Regions from separate parts of the Homo sapiens genome. Here region 1 is linked to region 2. A link is a loop called in an ENCODE intact Hi-C map of the cell type or tissue named here. Cell type or tissue: dorsolateral prefrontal cortex. All regions are shown on one strand. Each heading gives the region's core, and the rest is flanking DNA. Links, peaks and the distances in the headings are about the cores only.

Region 1 (5,390 bases), core at 94-5,093, 300 kb after region 2:
TGTGATATGTTGCATTTTCCCCACCTTTTCACCAAATGTGACTTGACCTTTTCCAGTTACTCGAGATCATCATGAACATGCTTCAACAGACTATAGTTTTTCTCCTTAATGTTAAGTGTCATATGTTACTTCCTCTCTCTGTGCTTACCACTGGTACTCTACTAATAGTTATTCTGGACTTCCTCCATCTGTATATCCTTCTCTGTGGCAGAGAAAAAAAAAGAACTAAACCCGATAAGAATTCTATTCTTTAAAAAAAATTAAGTGCATAAGAATTCTGAGAAAAACTGCCAGGAAAAGTACATGGTTTTAACGCTGAAGCTTAGCAACATTCATAATGGTGGTACAAAGGCATGTTTCCTTCTCTTCTCTGAGGCTATGTTCTGGGAAAGTTGACCTTTTGCTAAGTGGCATATTACCACTGTACATGTTAAGCTTAGAGGTAAGCTGAATTTATTTATTTCATTAGAAAACATTTTTGGTAGGGCTAGTAAAATCTTGTGTTATACAAAAAGCCATACTTATTTGTTTCAAGTACAGTATACCAAAAAACAGAAGCCAAAACGCTTGGAACTTAAATTATTAAAGATCTTATGTTGGCCGGGTGCAGTAGCTCACACCTGTAATCCCAACACTTTGGAAGGCCGAGGTGGGTGGATCACTTGAGGTCAGGGGTTCGAGGCCAGCCTGGACAACGTGGTGAAACCCCATCTCTACTAAAAATATGAAAATTAGCCAGGCCTGGTGGTGGGTGCCTGTAATATCAGCTACTCAGGAGGCTAGGGCAGGAGAATCATTTGAACCTGGAAGGTGGAGGTTGCAGTGAGCTGCGAGCAAGCCACTGTATTCCAGCCTGGGCAACAGAGCAAGACTCTATCTCAAAAAAAAACAAAGATCTTTTGTTATTTTTTCCAATGGCATCATTTTAAAGTCAATCTATGGCATATGGACAAGCAATTTTAAATACTGGGAGACACAATTTACTACTAAAATTACAAATAAAAAGCAATTTTTGAACTTAGAAGTGCTTAGGCAAAAAGCATACTTCTTAGTGTCCCTGCCAGTTTTCACTGCTACACAGAAAAGATTGGCCTAAATCTGCATTTTTCAAACTATAGGTCATGATCCATTACCAGGCAGTAAAGTCATTTAGTGAACCCAAGTGAATTTTATTTTTTAATAAAAAGAAATTTCATATACCAAGTTATTATCGTATAGGTAGTGTAGGTAAGTACTATTCCATGAAATTTTATTGTCAGACTGTGTGCTGTATACAAACTAGGGAACAAGTAAAAATAAACTTCTTACTGTGGGTGGGTTGCAGTCAAAAAAGTTTGAAACTCACTCATATAGATAGTTTTTAATATTCCATAGGTTGTTGGCAATCAGAAAAAAGATTGATGCCTTTCAACATGATTGTTCCATGTTGCAACAATCATGTTCTGCAACATCCCATCAAAAAATCAAAGTCATTAGCTTATAGGTCTTTGAATGTGGCTATTTCCAGTATTATGAAGCTTAATACTGTAGCTGGAACATGATTAGTACTAAAGATAATAAAATGAATAACATAAAATTAAAATTAATTTAAAAGTTAAATTACATTCGTCTTTTTTTCCCAGTGACATTAAGAAAATCTGAATAACCTTTATGTGTAGTTATGCTTGCTATAAGTTAAAACTTGTAAGTTATGCTTAAGTTAAAACTGCTTTAAAAAAATCTTTACTTTGTAATGAACCACACCAGTTAAAATAAACTATACTAGTTAAAAGCTGCCTAAATATTTGTCAGAATTGCAATTTAAATCTAAAAAAGCTATTCATAAATATTCTCTAGTTACCTATGTATATTAAAGTAGATATTTAAAATAAAGGATCTGATCTAAGTTCATATTTTTTAGACACTGATAGGATTCATATTCCAATCAAATCTTAATGATTTCTCATCCTAACATAGCAGAGGCCCCATTTCAGCCCACCCACCACTGAAAATAAAGGCTTTAGAATAACTTTCTGTGCAACAAGAGGATAACTTTCTGTACTTAAAATCAGCTTACTAGGAATTTCACAAGTAACACAGGAACTTCCATTGCACTTGAAAAGTAACTGTGATGGAGCAATTACAGTAAGAATTTTGATGTTCAGCGCCACCCAGCGACAGATCTCTGAGTATACTCCTCCATTACTGCCTGTTAATTGTTTCTGGTATTGTAGGCACTGTACTAAAAGCTCAGTACACAGAACTGCATAAAACATAAGCTCTACTCCCAAGAATCTGAAATTAGAAAAGACATATCCATGGGTTTTTTAGGTTAGGATCAGGCTAGAGGTAATGAAAACAGTATAATGTAGCAAAAAGAAAGAATTAGAAAATACACAGTATTGCTAGAATTTGTTCTGGCCTTACAAAGAGACTTTCCCTTTGCAAGCTATTATAAACACAAGATAAAAAATGAGTAACTTTAATGAGCAGTCACTTTATGGTATACTTAACATCACTTTATTTAAAACATTTGAAATCAATGTAAAATTAGTGCAAATATAGAGCTTTCTCATTATGAAGATCAGCTCATTTAATATAATCTGTAGATGGAATAAAATCTTGAAGATAAAGAATTACCAGGCCAGATGCAATGGTTCACATCTGTAATCTCAGCACTTTGGAAGGCCAAGGTAAAAGGATCACTTGAGCCCAGGAGTTTGAGACCAGTCTGAGCAACATAACAAGACCCCCTCTCAACAAAACAAAACAAATTAGCCAGGCATGGTGGAGTGTGCATATAGTCCTAGCTACTTGGGAGGCTGAGGTGGAAGGATCGCCTGAGCCCCAGGAGGTCAAGGCTGCAGTGAGCCATGTTCATGCCACTGCACTCCAGCCCAGGCAACAGTATAAGACCCTGTCTCAAAAAAAAAAAAAAAAAATTACCTGATAACAAGGTCTTTAATGAAGTCTGATTAAAGTGATACATTAGAAAGTAACAGGTCTCTCTTAAACTAAGTATTGAGTACACAGAAATTCATTTTACTATTATTTAAATTGCACATATACACATTATAGATACTTTTACTGTGTCTTCCATCTTTCAAAACACAAAAAGGTGAAAAGTCAAAACGAAAAAGAAAATAGCATAATACAGATACTGGATGGTTCTGGAGCCTGGCCTCTTCAAACTTCTAGTTATAAATTGGGTTTTTGCAGTTCTAGAAATGTGACACAACTAGACCTTCACTTTAATGTCTACCTTCTAAAGATTCCCTAAAGAAAACACACTCTAACTCTGCTTCTAAACCTTTCCAAGTGCAAAATGGAAAAGTTCTCTGGAGAACTGATTTTCTCTTCCTTCAGCATAGCCACAAAGGAACAGTAAATTAACCATCAGCCTGGACACAAAATACCCTTTCTCCCCACCCAGATGTCTAATAGAGGAGAAAAAGTACTTATTCTATAAGGGAAGAAAATGAAATAAATTAATGAGAGACATAGAGAATAGAGATAATTCTCAAAACCTAGCTATGATCATCTTTTTGAGTCCAAAGAAATAAGAAGAAATTAAGAAGTAGAATCTCTTTCTCAAGTGATCAAAACAATGCAGATGAGAATGGAGCAATAGATCTGAGGATTCAGATTGTGAATGTAAATCATTAATTTTATCTATTGGATAAAAATTCCTGGGAACTTTGCAGTATCGAATAATCAATTATTGAAATAAGATCCAGAATTATAGCAAGCAATCCTGCCAATATTACATTCCATTTCAACATTGTTCTTTCCTGCACATTATTTTAGGACTACTGCAGGCCATGTTGAGAAGAGCTACTCCTCAGAAGAGAGTATCAGGCTCTTATGACATTTTAACTCTCATTAATATTATAGTTCAGTGATAAAAACTATCTTTCTCTCTTTCTTTCGATCCCATCTTTCCTCCTTACCTAGACATCGTTCATTTATAGTATATCTGAGTAATCTGAATATCTTGATTTTAATACATTTTATTGCTTGAGTCCAAAATAAAGCAGTAAGTCTCTTGAAAAGTATATGGTCTAGCATTCTGATGTCTGTGATTAAAGGATACCTATGTAAAAATTCTGAAGCAAAAGAATGTTTGGGGAATAGATACATAAATAAAGTTACTGGCATTACACTGCTTCATTAGATTAGAATAAAGCACATGTAAATTAATATTTTTCAGCTTTTTTCTTTCATGAAAGATTACCTTCCTGGTAAAAGAAGGGAATTTTGCTTTGTTATTTTAATATTGAATAAATTTGTGTATAAAGAAACCTAATCATGAAAATGCAAGTATATTTACCAATTAAAGGGTGGAAGAAATGAATGAACAAATGAATGAATGAATTAGCAGCACAAAGCTGTTTGATTGAACTATATATGGATAGAACTGTTTCCATCCATCGAATATCCTTGAATATGCTCCTTTAGTGGAATCTTTTAAACATGATTCTGAAGTAGATTAATAACAAATGTTATACATCACTTTATAGAAATATATACATTATGAAAAATTAAATGATATTAAATGACTTTCAGGTAATTTGCAGAGTTTAATTTCTACTTAAGGTCGTATCTACTTGCTTACTACTACTGAAATAGTAGTGCAGAGTATGTTCTGGGGACAAGTAATGTGTTTGACTGAAGGCCTGAAAGGGGATAATGTAATGAAAGGTAAGTCTAGAAAGGAAAACTAGAGGGCTACTTTCTGAGATAACAAAAAAATCACCAAAAAAAAAAAAAAAAAAAAGACAGAAAGAAAAAGAGTTATTATGATATGATCAAATAATCCCAAAAATGTTTATGGTAATTTAAAAAAATTCTATAAACATTGAGAACTAGAGAAAAATATCTGTGGGATAAATAAATATCTAGGCTTAGAAATAATGCCAAAAGCATTAAGTGAAATGAACATGAAGCAAATGGAAAGTTCCAGTGATACTGTTTAGGCTCTAATCTATTCACATTTTATTATAAGCCCTTAAGGTTTTTAAAGTAAATCACTTTGCAAATATTTATTATTCATCTACCAATGCCATATAATGCATTAGGCACTAGCACTACAGAATCTAAAACATGATATTTTTCTCTCACAGAGAGAAACAGAGACTGATGTGGGATTAAATAGTATATAAAAGATACGGGCCGGGTGTGGTGGCTCACGCCTGTAATCCCTGCACTTTGAGAGGCCGAGGCGGGTGGATCACCTGAGGCCAGGAGTTCAAGACTAGCCTGGCCAACATGATGAAATACCATCTCTACTAAAAACACAAAAAATTAGTGGGGCGTGGTGGCACGCACCTGTAATCCCAGCTACTCAGGAGGCTGAGGCAAGAGAATTGCTTGAACCCGGGAGGCAGAGGTTGCAGTGAGCCAAGACCGTG
Region 2 (5,390 bases), core at 202-5,201:
AGTGATGTTTTGATTTATAAATACAATGTGGAAAAAAATAAAAATAAAGCTAATTAACATATCCATCACCTCAAATACTTTAAACTTTTTGTGGTGAGAACTTTTGAAATTTACTTTTAGCAATTTAAAAATGTACTATTTTTATACTATTATAAATAGTATTAATAATAGTATTAATTATGTATACTATTATTAATTCTATTCACCATGCTGTGCAATTGATATTTTAAAAACCTTACTCCTCTCATCTAACTGAGGTTTTGTTTCCTTTGACCATCATCTCCCCATTTGCCCCACCCCCCCATCCACCATTCTACTCTCTGCTTCTATGAATTTGATTGTTTAGATTCCACAATTTTCTTCTTCTTAAAGGCTGAGTAGTAGTCTATTATTTATATATACCGCATTTTCTATATTCATTCACCTGTTGATGGACACTTAGGTTGCCTCCATAACTTGTGCTACATAATAGTGCTACAATAAATGGGAGTCTAGACATCTCTTTGACAAATCTTTTGGGTAAATACCTATAGGTGACATTGCTGGGTCATACAGTAATTCCATTTTTAGTTTTTTGAGAAACCTCCATACAGTTATCAATAATGGCTGTACTAATTTACATTCCCACTAATAGTGTACAAATGTTCCCTTTTCTCCACATCCTTGCCAACTTACCCTTTGTCTTTTTTATAATAGCCATGCTGACGGGTGTGAGATCTGAGGTTTTAATTTGTATTTCTCTAATGATTTAGTAATGTTGAACATTTTTTCATGTATCTGTTAGCTATTTGTATGTTTTCTTTTGAGAGTTATGTATATAAGTTGTTTCCCAATTTTTTAACTGTTTTTTTCTTGCTGTGGAGTTGTCCAAGTTTCTTAAATATTTTGGATATTAACCTTTTATCAGATGTATGGCTTGCAAATATTTTCTCTCAATCTGTAGGTTATTTCCTTTGCTGTGCAGAGCTTTTTAGTTTGATGCAATCCCATTTGTCTATTTTTGCTATTGCTGCCTATGCTTTTGGGGTTAAATGAAAAACTCATTGACCAGATTAATGTCATGTAGGTTTTCCCCTATGTTTTCTTCTAGGAGTTTTACAGTTTCTGGTCTTACTTTTAAGTCTTTAATCCATTTGAGGTGACTTTTTGTATATGGTGTGAGATAAGGGTCCGATTTCATTCTTCTGCATGTGGATATTCAGTTTTCTAAACACCATTTATTGAAGAGACTAGGCTTTCTCCATTGTGAATTCTTGGCACCTTTGCCAAAAATCAATTGACCGTAGATGTGAGAGATAATTTCTGGGCTCTCTATTCTGCTCCATTAGTCTATGTGTCTAGTTTTTTGCCAGTACCATGCTGTTTTAGTTATTGTAGCTTTTTAGTATGGTTTGAAATCAGATAGTGTAGTGCCTCCAGCTTTGTTCTTTTTGCTCATAATTGCCTCTGCTATTCAGGTTTTTGTGGTTCCATATGAAGTTTAGTATTTTTTTCTATTTCTATGAAAAATGACACTGGAATCTTGATAGGGATTGCATTGAATCTGTAGGTTACTTGGACAGTTTTATATTCAGGCAAGGTAGAACAATGGAACAGAGTAGATCATTCTCAAACTCACACACAAATGAACACGATTGATGACAAGGGTGGTACTGTAGAACAGTGGGAAGAGGAGTGTCTTTCCAACAAATAAACCTGGGACAATTGGAAACCCAAATAGGAAAAATAAAACTTGACCACTACCTTCTGTCTAATAAAATGTCAATTCCAGGAGACTAGGCCTAAATGCAAAATGCAAAACAATAAAGATTTGAGAGGTAATATAGGACAATGTCTTCCCTCAGGGTAGGGAAATATTTTTTAAATAAGATACAAAACAAAAATCATAAGAGTTATAAATTGAGTTTCATAAAAATTAAGAACCTCTGTTCCTAAAGAGACACCAATTAAACAAATGAAAAACAAGCCTTGACTGAAGGACTATATCTCAACATATGTAACTAATAAAGGCCTCTTAACCAGAATATATAAAGAATAAGTACAAATAACTAAGAAAAAGGCAGACCTTGGGAAATTGGCCAACAGACTTGAATAAATAATTCTCAAAAGAGGATATCTACATAGACAAGAAACATATGGGAAGTGCTTGACTTCACTAGTAACTAAGAAAATGCCAACTAAAACACCATGAAGTATCCTGACCCCACCCATCAGAATGACAAAAATGAAACTGGCTGACAATACTAACTTTTGCAGATGATAAGGAGCAAAGGGAACCCTCATAGTCTTGATGAGAGTGTAAACTGTTATATTTCCCTTGGAAAGCAGTTAGTCATTGTTTACTGAAGTTGAAGGTATGTGAACCCTATGACCCATCAATTACAAATACTTGCACAAATGTCCCCAAAGTCATAATATACAGGATCCCATTTATGGGCCTCCCCAGATTGCTCTGGACGTTGTCAAGTCCCCAGATCATGATTTTATAACAACAAAGAAGCCTGCGCTCCTGTCCTAGGAGGAAACATTTCATGTGTAGTTACTGATAAGCAAGACCTTAAGATAATTTAGTCTTCTTTCCGTTCCTGGGTTCATTCCCAGACAAAGGTGATGTCAGGCTTGTACTGTGCGCTAAATTCCCACAGCCCAGCGGCTCTGGCTTTTTCGGTAAAATTTTTAGGCGGAAGATAAGGTGCGTTTTTCATTTGGTACTCGCCCTTCAGAAAGGAGCTAACTGTTCAGGATGCCGCTGGTCTTGTTTCGTAACAACGCTAGATGGAGCTCCTTCTTTTCGTTCCTTCTTGACTCTCGCCAGCAGCGTGGGCCCCGCAGTTTCTCACAACCCTGAGCGGGTGCCCTTGCACTTCCCGCAGGACAAGGACGTCGCCGTCCACCACCCAGGAATTAATTCGCGATGTCTTTACTCTGGGGGAGGGTGCAGTGCTCCTTTCCCTCAGGACAGCTAAGAGGCTTAAGGGGTGTTCTAGTCAGCTTCATTCTTCTGCTTCTAGGCAAGCGTGAGATCAAATGATTTCGAACCTACAGTTCACTGCCTTTTCCTTAGAGACGGGAGGGAAGCGGAATCCATGAACTCCCACTTCAGCGACAACCTTGATTATAACCTTCTGAGTAGCAACTATCTCCCCCTAGCATACAAAGAAGGACTCAATACATTTTTTATTGTTTACTGAAAAAATAACATTACATCATCGTAGGGAAAAGGAAGAGAATTAGCAGGAGAAATGAGTAAATGATTGGTCTGTAATCCACATGTACTGGGGTCACTCTGCTCCTGACCAACCTACACCTCCACCCCCACAAAGCTGATAGTAAATTCCTAATGAGAATAGTCTCGGCTTCAGTGTTGCCTCTGCAAGGCAACCATTCATTCTCAAGCAGAGCCTCCATTCATCACCATATCCTCTGCTTTATTTTTCTCATGTATTTATCTGTTCAGTTATTTATTGTCTGTCACTCCATTAGATTGTGAGTTCCCATGGACTTTGTCTATCTAGTTCCAGGCATGGTCCTCATGCTCTGGAATAGTCCTAGGCACATATTGGGTGCTCAATGTTTGTGGAGTGAATGGTCCTGTGATTCCAAGCTCCATCTGGATCCATTTTGTTTATGGGTCTTCTCCTGCCTGTATATGCTGTCTGCATTCCACAGTTTGTCAACTTGTCTGTGGAACTGTAGCCCTTCCTTAGGTGCCCCTGAAAAACCTCCCATAGAAGGTGTCTTTGATGTGAAAACCTCCACTGAAAATTTGGGTAGACAGCGGGAGCTACATAGAGGTGACCAGACAGTCTAACGCTCAACATTCATGTTTCCTGGATTTAACAGTCTCGTCTCCATCCCCATCACTGAGACCATCCATAATGCCCCATCCCGTGGACCCCTCTGGCATCTCAGAGTCTTGCTGTCACCTCTCTCTTTTCATCTCTTTTCCTTTTTTCAACTCTTTTCATACTTTTATGCTGAATAACTCAATTCAACTCTTCCTAGATCCTTCTCTGAGCCCAGGTTTGCCCATCTAAAACCCATCAATGTACTAGCCAAACTACAGAGCAGTCTCCCTTAGAAAACCTAAAGTTCAGAGATAGAACAGTGTTTTCTTATAATAGCGCCCCCTTTTCTTTACAACTAAGATGTTCACCAGTTTATCTGATTCTGTTACTTTACCTTTCTGTCCCCCAAAATAGTTAGAATAAATACCCAGTGTCCTTCCTATCCTCCAACATTTTTAGCTAGAATAAAAGTGATTTAAAAGATGACAGATGGAGACCTTGAGGTAGATAAATAAACCACTAAAAGTATGGAGCCTAAGGCTAAGTGTAGAAGTGGCGAGAGACAGGGAAACTTTCTTTAACCTTGCCTTGATGATTGCCTAAGACGTAGGTGGGGTGTCTGTATTTATTAGCCTAAGATCTGTATTCATAGGTGGGAGGAGTTGAAAAGAGTCATCATTTAGATTCTTGAATTTCCTTTGCTCCCCATAAGCCTCCTCTGGCCTTTCACATGTGTTAAGTAAAACTAGCTGCTGAAACAGATACACCTATAATCTCAGAGATTTAATAAGGTTTATTTTCTATTCACATCAGAGTCCAAGACACATTGTATGGCCTTCCATGTGAACGTTCAGAGGCCCAGGCCCCTTCCACCTTGTGGTTCCTCTTCCTCTTCGTCCTCTCAGTAGCGGGCAGTTAGGGAAAGAGACTGGGAAATACATCTGCTTCTTACCCACTTGGCCATTTACAAAGCTCTTCTGCTCACATTTTATTGGGCGAACCAATTAATTGGCCCATATATGCGTAAAGGTTGATGAGGTTGGGAAATGTAGCCGCTGACTGGCTAGGAAGAACATGGGTTTTTGCAGTCAAATAGCTATGTTTGTCACACCCCTGAAAGCAAATTTTCATCTGGAGATTAGTCTCACGTCGTCGGACTTCTTACCTTTTTCTAGCATCATTTTTTATTGTTTTAAGCATGAGGCCTCTCTCCATCCCGTATAAGCCGCCCAAATGTTTCCCTTTCTCTCAGACTTGCACCCCACTTAACACCTTTCCTATCCCTGAAAAAGTTCATTTATTTGTAGGGGGGCGCATCTATACATTGACCTGTTTCTTGACTCTAGTCTTTCTGTCCTTGGCCAAGACTCTGTCTCTCTGTTTCTGACGCCTCTTCATGAATGCACTGTCGCAGTCTCAGGAGTCCTCAGGGCTCAAAAGAATCCTGATTCCCCCTGCTCAGCCAGGGGCTACATTTCCCAGCCTACCCTATCCATATACCCACTTATGGCTAGTTGGGCGATGTGACTGATTCTTACCAACGGAATGTGAGCAGAAGAGTTCTGTAAAAACCCACAGGGTTATGAAGCAGATGTGGATGGA

What was found. A loop is a pair of places that touch in the nucleus more often than their neighbours do. Peaks named below come from ENCODE experiments on the same cell type or tissue, not always from the same donor. Only the 100,000 strongest peaks of a DNase experiment are listed, where the experiment ranks them.
Region 1: a loop joins it to region 2, with 4 times the contacts of the local background. A loop is called at or near these places in 14 of 110 quality-filtered maps.

The regions. Positions count from the first base shown.
Region 1 is chr3:149,876,839-149,882,228 of GRCh38, reverse strand. All of the region lies in intron 4 of RNF13 (ring finger protein 13), which reads right to left. Among named protein-coding and RNA genes, the nearest start is that of RNF13, 66 kb to the right of the region's middle. In dorsolateral prefrontal cortex, for the core only: CTCF peaks have their summits at 1,953 and 2,166 (motif pointing left); a DNase peak (open chromatin) is centred at 2,138; H3K27ac peaks cover 445 bases.
Region 2 is chr3:150,181,734-150,187,123 of GRCh38, reverse strand. No RefSeq gene overlaps it. Among named protein-coding and RNA genes, the nearest start is that of LINC01213, 54 kb to the left of the region's middle. In dorsolateral prefrontal cortex, for the core only: CTCF peaks have their summits at 2,573 and 2,776; a DNase peak (open chromatin) is centred at 2,823; H3K4me3 peaks cover 963 bases; H3K27ac peaks cover 1,179 bases.